5 separate regions of the Homo sapiens genome follow, and all the other regions are linked to region 1. A link is a contact called in ENCODE Hi-C or POLR2A ChIA-PET data. All regions are on one chromosome and are shown on one strand. Each heading gives the region's core, a stretch centred on a gene start or an enhancer-like site at or near the end of the contact. The rest is flanking DNA. Distances are from core to core; before and after follow the strand shown.

Region 1 (2,587 bases), core at 52-2,551:
AATAAAAAATAGGACAACACTTGAATTCTACACGGAGAACTGTTTCTTACATTTAGTTGATACAGTAAGAAGTAACCAGCTACAGAGAAATCACAAGATCTGGATTAGACCAGAACATTTGTTTATTAAAATGTAATTTAAGTAATCAGAACCTTGTGAATGTTTCAAACTGGAAACCCTAGAAAATCTAAGTTTTCTCATGAGATATTTTCTAGTAAACACTTCCATTGCCCAGTCACACCTATAAAGTGAGTATGCACCTGTGTATGATCCCATAAGAGCACTTTTAAAGTAACAAAACCACTATAATATGAAGAGTAATATGATAATTTCCTTTTCAAACACTGATTTTATGAGAAGCGCTTGATCCCAAAATACCTGTATGAGACCAGCTCACTCTTTCCTACATAGAATCAATACTTTATTGGCCTATAAATCTAAGATGCATATAATTCTTAAGTCTTCTTTTCAAACACTGCTAACTGTTAAAGTATGTCCATTAAAACTAAGGAAAAATCATTTTTATAAAATATGGATGAACCTATGTCTAAACGAAGATATTCATAAAGATAGCACAAAAAATGAGCCAAGACTCAAATGAATAAAAACTTCCCTGACTATCCAAGTGCCAAGCATTGTGTCTCTCAGCATTAGAATATTAAGAAATAGCCTTCCCGCAGTTGTATGTACAGTGGTATAATTAGAATAAAATTGAAGTATTCTTTGAAACAGAAGCCTTAGAAAAATGAGTGAAGAACATCAGTGGATTTCCTAAACTGATATTCTGCGAAGCACTCTTCCAAAAACATTAATAAATGTGCCACAAAATAAATGCCCATGGTCAAACAAGTTTAGGAAAAACTCTGTTGTACAAAATGCACTTTTCATATTAAAGGCACTGAGAAGTTCTGCAACAAAGAATCATGTTTAATTGTATTTAATCCACCATTTCCAAAATTTGAAATGAGAAAATATAATACCCACCCCACTGCTGGCATACCTTTTATTAACCAAAAGAATCATTTCTTAGGAAATTCTAATTTGAGAAACAATAGATCGTTTAAAGAGATCTGGTATTTGCCTTTCTTACCCAAACTTTCAAAAGGAAAGGAAGTGTATTGAAAAAATAATTTGAGGTTTTATTGACTCATGCTGTCAGTCGAATGCTTTCTGTCCATTTTTTTCACGAATTGGGTATATTCCAGCCTCCTGGTCTCCCAGCCTTGGGGAGTGACCTTCCGTTTCCAGGGGAAATACAGGTGCCCAGAACTTCCAGCAGGGGGCTCTGTCCGCTAGCACTGACTGTGAAGGACTCAAAGCTGGTTCAAGGTTAAGATGGCTCAACAAGTGACGAGCCAGAAATGTCATCTGGCCACTAGGACGCCGCATTATGAAAGTGTGATCATGGTTCAAGAACGTTGCCATGAGGAAAATCTGTGCACGGAATTACTATTATTAGGTTTTATCGTGTGTGCATTTTCAAACATAGTAAGACAGCCCAAAAGGGAAAAAGTAGAACAAGCCAAAAAGTATTTTAAAAAAATAATTATCCAATTATAGGGCTCCTGTTGAAAATATTAAAAGAACTTAAAAGTTTCCCTACATGGTTGACAACTCAAGTATGCCCACTTTCTATCAAAAATAATGCAGAAAATACAAAATGCGAGAGAAAAGTTGAAAATAAATGGAAATAAACTACTTCCATTGAAACAAGGGACAAATATAACTCTTCAGAAATAATGTCTGCAAATGAGAGAAGCACATTGTTTTGAGGAAGCTGTATTTTGATGATGTTCACCCCTATAATCTGGATTATTTTTTCTTAAACTCTTTCTTCCATATCCCCAACATCCACCTTCTCCAGAAGGGATCAAACCAAAGCAAAAACGTGCTGTAAAAGATTTACAAATTAAATTGCTAAAGAATGGAAAATACTTGATTTAAGGTGAAAGCCGCACCACTTTAGCCAGAAGAGTTGGAAAGATGACAAATAAAGTGGCCAAGCAAGAAGATCAAAGGTGCAAAATAGACTTAATGGACACACACAGCTTTCTGCCCTTCCTTTAGTTGCCAGGGATGGTGGCTTATTGAAGGCATACGTAGTATTCCCACTGGGAGAGAAATGTGCAGCATGACAGGTGCAAGTGGCTAGTAAATTACGGCATTTGCAGGAGAGAGGAACACTTTATTCCCTCCCAAGCCTTAGGAGAGTGTATACATAACACACCCCTCATGGGTAAGACAATCAAACGTGGCCATTCTCTTGTTGAAATGCCACAACTATCTCTATAAATAATCCAAAAGAGAAAAGCAAATAGACCACACACTGATTTTCATGTACTCATGTGTTGCTTCTGAGAACATGATTACTTTTATCCTATGTTTTGATCTTACTAAGGATCAATGTTATATAAAGGTGTTATTTCCACATAGCCAGTACTTTTATGTACTTTTCATTTTCCCCAGGAAAGCTACTATTGGAATGGGTACATGATGTACACTGTAAAGTTTTGGCAGGAGGCAGAATTGCAGGGGGATACAATGTAATGTACGTAAATGATAATACCAAGCATTTGCGCTTAGATTG
Region 2 (2,587 bases), core at 35-2,534, 420 kb after region 1:
GATTAAAATTATTCTCTTTAAAGAGAGAGCACATCTTTCATAATACTAACCTGTTGTCAATTATTTCAGCTATGTTTGCATTATTTTGCTATGATGGCACAAGTCTTTGAATTATTTTTCTGGGTCCTCAAAGTTTGATTGAATGTGAGACTACTGGGTCAAATGATAATTAATCCAACAAGTATTTACTGAGCACTTACTATCTACCAGGCACAGAACCAGATGCTAAAGATCAGCCCCAAGCGTGCTCCTATGCACTAGAAGCATACATCATCATCATGTATGTAGTATCATACAACATACATCTGATACTGTCCTTACATTACCATGAAAAACACTTTGAGAAACATGTCATTATTTCTGCATTTTACTTATAAGTAAACAGAAGGTCATCAAGGTTAAGGGGGTCACCTCTCAATGTCACACAGCTAACAGGCTGTCAATTTAGGAACTGAATCAAAGTTTTCATTCTCTAATTCAGTGATCTTTCCACTTCATTACAACTGCTTTTAATGACATTGGTTGTATTCAGCATTAGAAAAGGTATTTTGCATATAGATGTTATTGTGTAAGATGACTACCACTTGTTTTAAGTATTTCATGCGGTAATTATGAAAATAGTTTTATCTACATTCCCATCAGACCATACCTTAAAATTAACTGTAAGGCTACTCTTTAATTATATCAAGTCATAAATACTAGTTTCATAGAGAATATCTATATTTCATTTCCTTAATGTCTTCTAGTAAGAAATATCCCCATGTTGAAAACCTGGTTAAGCTACAGGGAGGTTAAGTAGAGTTGGCATAATTTCAGAATCGCTGTTTTAAGTTTTAGAGAAAGTGTTTTTAAATAAAATAAGAATATATAAGTAGTATATAAATGGTAAATATAAATGCACCTGGCACACAGCAAGGTACCACAGACAAACAATAAATATCTGCTGTTTTTGGACCTTTATTTTAGAAGTTACTATTTACCTAATTGTTAGATTCCAGTAAAAGAAAATAAAGCAGGCATAATAAAACTGCTTTCTGCAACAATTCACATGATTGAGCTTAGCCAATAAGGCTAAAAATAAATTTTAACAGTAAATGCTTCTGCTTTATTTTTAATCAACACATCTTTAGGATGAAAATGCATCCACATATTGTAAGGGGATACAGGGAAAAAAAAAATCAGACACAATCCTATGCTGGGCCATCTATGTATTTCCAAAGAGTGAACTCTGAGTCAGCACAGCATTTTACAGGGGTACCATCTGTCCGACACTGTGTGAACCACCAGCTCAGAATATCTGACTGTTTCAACATAAGGTCACATTACATTCTTTTTGATGATGTCATATCTTTACAAAGCTAGGTTGTTAGCGGTTGCTGTAATAAAAATCAAGAACATACAAAAATCAATGTGGAACAAGAAAAGAGGGTGGCAGTACAAAAATCTGATTCCAAAGTTTGAGAATTTGAACAGCACCCAAGAAAATACAAATGCTATTAGTAAAAATGTGGTTATTTACAAATAAAATGTATAGTCTGTTTCAAAGTTGTTTGTAGAGTAAATATTTAATAAACAGAACTCTGAAATATTTCTTTTTGACTAGGGTACACCATGCAAACTAAGTGGGAAACCAAGGAGTCAATGAATCAAGAAACTGGAAACCTCAGGGTTATCTGTATGGCAAGAAATAAAATATGTATTAATATCTCTAACTGTGGCAAGAAAAATTAGTTTTGTTATCCAGATTTCAATTGTTATGTTCAAGAATGCTAACAGTATTTTCTCACCAAAATTTGTATTTTTTATTTATCTTTTTTTTTTTGGAGAGAGACCTACAAAAGCTACTAGTCTGGTATTATTTGGTGGGCCTAAAAGTGCACCTATTTGACTAAACGCATATATATGAGGGACTTCTGTTTCCAGGCAAGATATAGTAACAGGAACCAGATTCACCTTCCTGCTGAAACAACCAAAAAACTGGCAAAACGTATCAACAAGTTTCAAGCCACTGGACATCAGACAACTAAGGACAAATGACACAGAGTTGGGAACAACTGAGGTGAGCCTATAACTGCCCCCACTCACTGGCTTGAGAGTCTCCAGACAACTCCATGAGGAGACTAAGCAAGAGTCCAGGGAAACCGAGGCAGCCAAAGCTCAGAGAGTCCTGGGAGAGCTGCCACTCAAATATTCAGCTGAACCCTGATCGTTGCATACTTGAGAGAAAATTCCAGAGGCCAGGGAAGGAACCACCCAAAAGGATTCCAGGTCAAAGTGCCTGGCTCTAGAAAAGAACAAGACTGAAAGACTTGAAGGATTCCCCACGGGTAAGGGACACAGAAAGGTCTTGCCTCAGTGGTAGGAAAAAACTAAACCTAATCTAAGCATTGTTCCAGTACAACTAAATACATTTTAAAAGTAAGACCAAATGCCTTAAATTATTTCCAACTAACTTAACTGTGTCCCAGGACAAAGCTCAAAGATATTTATAGGAATATAAAAATATCCACCCAACAAGGTAAAAGTCTGGCATACAATTAGAAATTAACGGGCATGCAAAGCAGCAAGAAAAATGCAATACATGAGA
Region 3 (2,587 bases), core at 41-2,540, 400 kb after region 1:
TCAACTTTTCTAGACTTAGACACTAGATCTTCATTATCCAATCATTTACGCTTCCTAACAAATGTGTGGTATTGGCAGTGCATTATCCCTGAGGCTCAGGCAGGGTAGGCAGCTTATCCAAAGCCACAAAAGTTCACATTGCAAACCTGGCTTCCAACCCAGAATACCTGATTCAAAGTCCTCATGTTTAACCATTACATTATACCTTCTCCAGTCTTATGATGCCTTTAAGTGGAAGTATCTTTTGAATTCATCAGACCACATGTTAGAAAGTAAGAAAATCATGTTTATTTAGTATTTTTAGATCTATATACTTTTAAAAAAAAACTACAACAAAGTAATCACCAGAGAGCTGAAACAAATGTGTATTTCCAAATCATTAAAACTATGTCAACTAAAAAAATAATTCGAACCACTGCCTATCACAAAGGCCCAAATTCTCCAGCATTCAGGGCATTGAACAGTTTACATGAGCAACCTTGCTTGCAAATGTTTTGCATTAGTCAAAATCATCTGTCCACAATCCCCGAGTAGACCTGGTACTTTCCTCTCCAAGTTAGGCTCCTATTGGAAGCATCCTATGTGTTCCTCAATAACACAGATCATCGTTTTCTCTCAGAGTGCAGGCTTTTTTTTTTTTTTTTTTTTTGAGCTGGAGTTTCGCTCTGTCGCTAGGCTTCAGTGCTGTGGCGTGATCTTGGCTCACTGCAACCTCCAACTCCCTGGTTCAAGCGATTCTCCTGAGTGCAGGCTTTTCTAAGAACTCTCACGCATACTGGTCTTGCTTTTATAAATTCATGCTGCTTATTTTTGGGGTGATCAATCATATATAGCCATGTGCTATCTCAGTTTTTCTATTTTTTGATTTTTAAAGAAATTTATCATGAATTGTATCCATAAACTAACCAATAACCAATAAACCCATGTTCCTTGTAACCCCCAAAGCCTTGCAAAAATGAATGTGCTCAACATATTTTAAAAAATGAATTAGTTTTCTATAAATTTGAAATAATGGGTAGAAAAGGTTTTCCAAACAAAAAAATACATGACTAATTTAATTGAAGAATAACAAATATCAGAGAAAAGAAAAAATGATGAGTGACCACATTTTATGAAGAATTTTGATGCCAATTACCACCTTGATCTGCTCCGACAGCTTTGGCAGACAGAAGATGACAGATAATTTGATTGACTTAAACAAAGGGGTTTATGAGAGGGAAGTGACAAAAAAGGATTTGTCTTTAAAGCCTCACTGTGCTATTTTGTGGATGGACTGCTGGGGGCGCCAGCGTGATTACTGAGATAGGTCATGAGCTTTAACATTGTCCAGGCAACAGAGAGGATGAACTGGACTGGGGTAGAGGTTGTAACAGAGATGAAAAGAGTTATGTTAACCTGACAAGGCATGATGATCAGTTGGACACAGAGGGTAAGGGAAAAGGAGAAATTGAACAATGTTGTTTAGGTTCTTGATTTAAGCAATAAAGTAGACGGTGGCTCCATGTAATGAGATAAAAATTGAGGAATATGGAATCAGAAGTTCTCTCTTGAAAGGTTACATCTGAAATACTTATCTTAAACACCTAAGTGGAGATGTCAGGTACACAGCTGAATATTCATCTGGTTGATCAACTTATTCCAACTTATCCTATACAGCTGGTAGAAAAATATGCTTTCATATTTCTTGAGTTTTTCTCCAAGATGATGTGGCAGTTACTAAGTTCCAAACTGAACTGCCATATGCTTTCCAATGCTTAAGTGTAGGGCTCTACAACTACTACTTCTTTGCCAGCCGGTTTTCTGTGAGGTTCTCAGAACTGAGGCATAGTGTGGGTGTAAAGCAGCCGACCCTGAAGAGCTGGATGAGGGAAAGAGATGTTCTCTTTCCCATGTGCGCTCCTTTCAGCTATGCACTTGCCAGAGGCAGCTGTCTCCTGGCTCCATGCTTCTTTCCCAGCACCTCTAGAACCAGTCTCATCGTGCAGCCCCTTCCCTCCATGCACACCAGAAGCAGCCAGCTAGGGTTCTCCCCTCTGAGCTCCTGAGGTTCTTGAAGTAGCTGAGAGACACCAAGCCAGGGTCTTGGTTTCATCATTACACAGGCTTTCTTCTCTTTTATTCCAGCCCTGGGGTAAAAGATGCTTTTTTTGCAGTCTCTAAATCTGTATTACAGCCTGTCTTTCTCCTTTTTCAGTTCTCAATACCTGTGTAACCAATCAACAACTTTCCACACATAAAGCAAGGTAGAGGGAAAGTGTCAGGCACTTTATTTAACCAGAAAAGCTTAAAACACTCAAACACACACAAATATGATGCTCCTCCTCCATTAAAACTATATAAAACTAACAAAGATTTGTACCTTAGGACAATATGTTCTGCCTCTCTTCAACAAGGTATAAACAGATCCACTGAAAAGTAACAATCTCAGAAAAACAAAAGCCAAGTCTCAATAATAAGTACTTACTTCTTCTAATGCTAAATACGATACAATCTGTGATTTTATTAATAGTAATAGTAATCTTAACAGGCATGATAAACTTCTGAAGGATTTATATGATTCACAACTCCGGCTACATACTAGCATTAG
Region 4 (2,587 bases), core at 48-2,547, 370 kb after region 1:
TCTAATTGGAAATTCTGAGTGTTTCACAAGTACAAGTACTTTCCTACTTCTTCAAAAATATTAATTTTTTTGGAATAATGATAAAAGCTCAAACCTGTTCTGCTGGACAGGAGAAAGGGCAGCCGGGGGGCGCACAGAGGGAAAGCCTCCCTTTCTGTCTGTACTCCCTGTGGTTAAAATGTTACTATTTGGCCACACTGGCCTCCAGACATAACTGTGGCCAGGCACAGAACGGGGTTTCACACTAGGGTAAACCCTCAGATCTTCAAGGTCTATTCCCAGGTCTTTCCAGGCAGGTCTGGGGCTTGGAGTGTGGGAGCTACTGCTCTGTGGGCTGCTGCCTAGACGGCAAGCTCCTGGTTTTTGTTCGTTTGTTTTGTGTTTTTTTGGCGGAATTTTGCTCTGTTGCCCAGGCTGGAGTGTAGTGGCGTGATCTTGGCTCACTGCAACCTCCGCCTCCCGGGTTCAGGCGATTCTCCTGCCTCAGCCTCCCAAGTAGCTGGGATTACAGGCGTCCACCACCATGCCTTGTTAGTTTTTGTATTTTTAGTAGAGATGGGGTTTCGCCATGTTGGCCAGGCTAGTCTCGAACTCCTGGCCTCAAGTGAGGCCAGGCCTCCCAAAGTGCCTGGGATTACAGGCGTGAGCCACCATGCCTGGCCTGAACGTCTTATTATTTAAAAGTGTGTTGGGGTGGTGGTGGGGCCTTATTCCTAATACTTAAAATCATACACTGATGGCCAAAATCACACTACCAAGTATGACTTAGGAATTGAGAACTCAAGAAGATAACTTCAAGTACTTCTCCCCTTCCTAGGTAGAGGAGAAAACCAAACATCATATATAGGGAGATAGGATTCTAAGTCATGGTACAAACCTCCCCAGAGGAATTGTGAGAATCAGCTTTTCTTAAAGATCCTCACTTCCCCGTTTGCTAGTGTTTCTGAGTGATAACCAAGACCATCATTCCCAGGAGAGCACACGCAGTAAAGTCATCGACATCATCATTGCAGTTTCTCACTAGACGCCTTGTGCTGAGTGATGCACATTCAATCTATACTGTGCACCTCTTGATTACTGAAAAGTGGTTAAAGCTAGATTACAATAGTGCCCCCTTATTCACATTTCCCTTTCTGAAGTTTCGGTTACCTAAGGTCAACTATGTTAGAAAAATATTAAATGGACAGTTCCAGAAATAAACCTTTCTTAAGTTTTAAATTTCAAGCTATTCTGAGTAGTGTGATGAAATCTTGTGCCTTTCCGCCTGGGACATGAGTCATCCCTCTGTCCAGCATATCCTTGCTGTAGACACCTCCCCGGCCCCCAGCAGTCACTTGGCAGCCGTCTTAGTTATCAGATTAACTTCCTGTGTTCAAGTCATCCTTATTTTACTTATAATGGACCCAAAGCGCAAGAGCAGTGATGCTTGCAATTCAGACGGGACAAAGAGAATTGTAAGTGCTGCCTTTAAGTGAAAAAGTGAAAGCTTATCATAGGTACAAATATATAAGAAAAAACATTGCCGGGGTGTGGTGGCTCATGCTTGTAATTCCAGCACTTTGGGAGGCCGAGGCGGGTGGATCACTTGAGGACAGGAGTTCGAGACCAGCCTGGCCAACATGGTGAAACCCTGTCTCTACTAAAAATACAAAAAATTAGCTGGGCGTGGTGGCACATGCCTGTAATCCCAGCTATTTGGGGGTCTGAGGCAGGAGAATTGCTTGAATTCGGGAGGTGGAGGTTGCAGTGAGCCGAGATTGCACCAGCAGTGAGACTCTGTCTCAAAATAGAAAAAAGAAAAAACATAACGTAATCAGGTTCTGTGCTATCTATGGTTTCAGTCATCCACTGGGAGTCTGAAAATGTATCCCCTATATATAAGAAGGGGCCACTGTATTTCAATTCTCTCAGTCCTAATCTAAGTCTATACTTTTCAAAGATTTATCAATGAAAGCAAGTCAAGATCAATTGATTTTTGTTGTTGTTAAAACAACTGTAGGACTCCCACTAGAAGCCCGAAAACTTTTTAAGGCAAAAATTGTGAGACACGTATTTGGTAGTGTGCTTTTTTAGTATTCTGTAAGTAATTTCAAATATTAGCAGTAAGATGGTTTTTAAATTTTGTTTTAGAGAACAGGCATTTGTATTCCCTAGTAATTATTGTTATGAATGATTTTTGGGTTAAATAAACAAAAGTTTGTGGTCTAAGCCTCAATTTAGATGTGATATAGTGTTCTAATAGTAGAAATTTCAGTTATGTTTAGATAGCCGCTACACCATTTGGAGAAACCCACGTTGGATGTAAGTTGGATTTTAAAGTGCACAGGCCCAGCAGAGTCACAGTTGTGTGATGAAAGCATTAGTATGAATGCCTCCACTAGGACTAAATAAATTGTCAGTCGACAGAACATTGAATAGAGTGAAATAAGAACCCCCCTGATTACTATGCCAGGTCATATAATCCATAGGGAACTAAGTTCTGCGGGAAGAGAATCAGATAATGCTAGCTTCAAATAAACTGAAATCCCACAAAATTCAATGGTAAATGAAGTTACTAGGGAAAAAAGAAAAAAAAAACCCTAGTTAT
Region 5 (2,587 bases), core at 42-2,541, 290 kb after region 1:
TGGGAGGCCGAGGCGGGCGGATCACGAGGTCAGGAGATCGAGACCACAGTGAAACCCCATCTCTACTAAAAATACTAAAAATTAGCCAGGCATGGTGGTGGGTGCCTGTAGTCCCAGCTACTCGGAGAGGCTGAGGCAGGAGAATGGCGTGAACCCGGGAGGCGGGGCTTGCAGTGAGCCAAGATCACACCACTGCACTCCAGCCTGGGCGACAGAGCGAGACTCTGTCTCAAAAAAAAAAAAAAAAAAAAAAAAAGAAAAGAAAGGCACTGGAATGTTATCAAGATCACCCAGTGACTCCGATGTGCAAGAAAGCTTAGAAACCATCCAATCAAAGTCTTTTTTTCTTAATTCAAAAAAAAAACACTCTTTTTATGGGCATAAAAGTATTTATTTCAAAGAGGTCAGAAAGCAATGGCTGGCCATGCCAGAAAAGGAAGCTAAGACGGCTAGGATCTAACTAGGAGGGTAAGTTGCAACCTGTTCATACTGCCCAGATGGAAAGGGGACTCCTATAATATCAGCTTCATACATCCACTGTCTGTAACTTCCGTTACCTAATACCATCTCCGTCAGCCTTTCAGCCAAGTATGGTAGCATCTTTCTCGAATATTTATAAATTGCCTACAAGCACTGAAATTGCTGTTAGAAACTATACATCTTCAAACATGCACACTCCATTCTGTTCTCTCCAGACTCTGTTCTCCCCAGAATCCTGCTAATTTCTCTACAGTTTCAAGTCTCAGTCAGGGCTTCAGAAGGTTGAGGAACAGGCTACCCTCTGCAGTCAAGTTTGTCCTGGCTACGAAGTCCTGCCCCACCTGCAATCTGCCTCTGCCCTCGTGCAGTTGTGACAGACTGGAAAGCGCATTGTATTGAATTACCCTTTCTAGAAAAGAGCCAAGTAAGAAATTAGTTATTCATAAGTTCTTTGTGCATGATTTGCCACAGAAATAACATGAACTATTTTTGTAGGGCTTTGACAAACCTGACTAGGCTTAGCCCAACCTGGAATAGTCCCTGGGGAGCCTGCGAAAAACAAGCCACATGAGCTGTCCTGATGCTAGCTTCTGAGGGCCCTGACCCCCAGATCTCTATCCTCCCCCTCACCCTGCTTCTCATCCCCACCCCCTGCAGTCCTTCCTCTCAGGCTTTTGCAGTTACTCAAGATACTGTGCACGTAGCAGAGCAATCAGATGCTTTCTCTCAGATGGCTTGGCTAATGGCCACTTCCTGTGGTTGTCAAATGAAAAAAGAAGAACTAGCACATCCCCAATGACTTATTGTATCACTTCCCGTATCTGACTATCTGGCAGCCAGCATAATTTAACATCACTCGTAAATTAAGAGCCTCTTGCGAGGGTGCCACAGCTGAGCCCACCACCCCGTTTTGCTGATTAGAAAGAAACCGTGCCAGGACTTCCATTATGAATAGTCATTTCCTAAAATGTAACTCCAACAACACTGACATCTAATCATATATTAAATGAATGAATAGGGGTTCCATATCCACCCTGTGGACCTCTGAGCTCATTCTGAAGATTAAAGTGACTTCCTTTAACGTTCTCCCCACTAGCACCGTGCCCGTAAGGCCAGATTTCACCGCGACCGCCCCTTGCACCCCCCAACCAGCCCTCCAGCCCCCAGGTTATCCCCCACACTTTTCCCTGTCTCTTGGCTTTGCTCCGTTTCCCTTCCCTTCATGGCCTGGCCTGTGAGAAGAGTCAAGGTGAGCTCAAGCGAGGACCCTCATTCTGCCCCAACACCTCAGGCCCCTTTCTTGTTGAGAGTGGACAGCTCCATCAGGCACTTGGTGCCAAATGGAAGCAATGGAACTCGGTGCTGGCTCTCCATGTCCAGCCAGCGCTGGCTGCAAGCAGCAGAGACAAGCAGGGGCAGAAATCATAAGCAGACCCCTAGGGCTGCGTGTCCTCCCCTGGGCAGGCACACAGTGGGGCGTGCTAAGCAGCTTCGTAGGTAGTGGCTGCGCCGCATCTTGTTGACCTTAGCAGAGAATCCCATTCTCTGCTAGGCTTTCCAGCCAGGCTGGAAAAGCCTAGCTCATACTTGAGGAAAAAGACCTCCTTGATGCCATATAGGTGGTTTTGCATGTGCGTTCGTTCTGTTCTCTTGCTTTTTTCAGTGTGGGATTGTGAATGAGCACTGGAGCTGGGTCCAATGGCCCAATTTGCACACTGGCTTTGTTTGGTGCAGAGCGTGGCCACGGCCTCAGCAGCCCTATTGGAAGTGAGCTGTGTTTGGGTAAATCATGACCTCTCTGAGCCTTGGGTTTCCCTCTGTAAAATCGCAACCACACTCTACTGAGCCTTGATCTATGTTCAGGACTGTGAAAAATCAATGAGACAACACATATGAAAATACTCTGGGAAATGGAAATTTATAGCTGTCATTTTGCTAAAACTTATAAGAATAGATTAGCCCAGTTCTAGTAATAACTTCATCATTTATGAGTTGTGTGTCTTTAAACATGATATTTAAACTTCCTCAACCACAGGAACTTCATACAACTCATGGCTCCTTCCTAAGTTTGCTGTGAAAACTAAAATGAGTTGATATAAAATACATA

Evidence for each region. A loop is a pair of places that touch in the nucleus more often than their neighbours do. ChIA-PET counts read pairs that join two places held with the same protein, here RNA polymerase II (POLR2A). Pooled maps may share reads with other maps.
Region 2: a map of IMR-90 shows a loop between it and region 1 (6-fold over the local background). The contact joins two enhancer-like sites. A Hi-C loop is called at or near these places in 2 of 168 maps with a recorded cell type or tissue (IMR-90 and gastrocnemius medialis) and 4 of 50 pooled maps. POLR2A ChIA-PET finds 5 or more read pairs at or near these places in 1 of 52 experiments (AG04449).
Region 3: a map of K562 shows a loop between it and region 1 (9-fold over the local background). The contact joins two enhancer-like sites. A Hi-C loop is called at or near these places in 5 of 168 maps with a recorded cell type or tissue (B cell, HCT116, K562 and 2 more), 17 of 37 single-sample maps with no recorded cell type and 14 of 50 pooled maps. POLR2A ChIA-PET finds 5 or more read pairs at or near these places in 2 of 52 experiments (B cell and MCF 10A).
Region 4: a map of gastrocnemius medialis shows a loop between it and region 1 (8-fold over the local background). The contact joins two enhancer-like sites. A Hi-C loop is called at or near these places in 42 of 168 maps with a recorded cell type or tissue (A673, Calu3, GM12878 and 19 more), 17 of 37 single-sample maps with no recorded cell type and 28 of 50 pooled maps. POLR2A ChIA-PET finds 5 or more read pairs at or near these places in 2 of 52 experiments (HEK293 and WTC11).
Region 5: a map of natural killer cell shows a loop between it and region 1 (4-fold over the local background). The contact joins two enhancer-like sites. A Hi-C loop is called at or near these places in 7 of 168 maps with a recorded cell type or tissue (B cell, CD14-positive monocyte, GM12878 and 4 more), 37 of 37 single-sample maps with no recorded cell type and 15 of 50 pooled maps.

The regions. Positions count from the first base shown.
Region 1 is chr6:163,955,510-163,958,096 of GRCh38, reverse strand. The region is part of intron 4 of LOC105378102 (a long non-coding RNA gene); the gene reads right to left. Among named protein-coding and RNA genes, the nearest start is that of QKI, 540 kb to the right of the region's middle. Within about 2 kb of position 1,301, at least 4 of the 41 ENCODE cell types and tissues checked have a DNase peak (open chromatin) inside an H3K27ac peak, as active enhancers do; they include gastrocnemius medialis, left ventricle myocardium inferior and psoas muscle, where a contact is called at or near this core.
Region 2 is chr6:163,532,373-163,534,959 of GRCh38, reverse strand. The region is part of intron 3 of QKI (QKI, KH domain containing RNA binding); the gene reads right to left. Among named protein-coding and RNA genes, the nearest start is that of QKI, 120 kb to the right of the region's middle. Within about 2 kb of position 1,284, at least 4 of the 41 ENCODE cell types and tissues checked have a DNase peak (open chromatin) inside an H3K27ac peak, as active enhancers do; they include gastrocnemius medialis, where a contact is called at or near this core.
Region 3 is chr6:163,553,572-163,556,158 of GRCh38, reverse strand. All of the region lies in intron 4 of QKI (QKI, KH domain containing RNA binding), which reads right to left. Among named protein-coding and RNA genes, the nearest start is that of QKI, 140 kb to the right of the region's middle. Within about 2 kb of position 1,290, at least 5 of the 41 ENCODE cell types and tissues checked have a DNase peak (open chromatin) inside an H3K27ac peak, as active enhancers do.
Region 4 is chr6:163,584,726-163,587,312 of GRCh38, reverse strand. No RefSeq gene overlaps it. Among named protein-coding and RNA genes, the nearest start is that of QKI, 170 kb to the right of the region's middle. Within about 2 kb of position 1,297, at least 9 of the 41 ENCODE cell types and tissues checked have a DNase peak (open chromatin) inside an H3K27ac peak, as active enhancers do; they include gastrocnemius medialis, left ventricle myocardium inferior and psoas muscle, where a contact is called at or near this core.
Region 5 is chr6:163,666,520-163,669,106 of GRCh38, reverse strand. All of the region lies in intron 1 of LOC102724152 (a long non-coding RNA gene), which reads left to right. Among named protein-coding and RNA genes, the nearest start is that of QKI, 250 kb to the right of the region's middle. Within about 2 kb of position 1,291, at least 6 of the 41 ENCODE cell types and tissues checked have a DNase peak (open chromatin) inside an H3K27ac peak, as active enhancers do.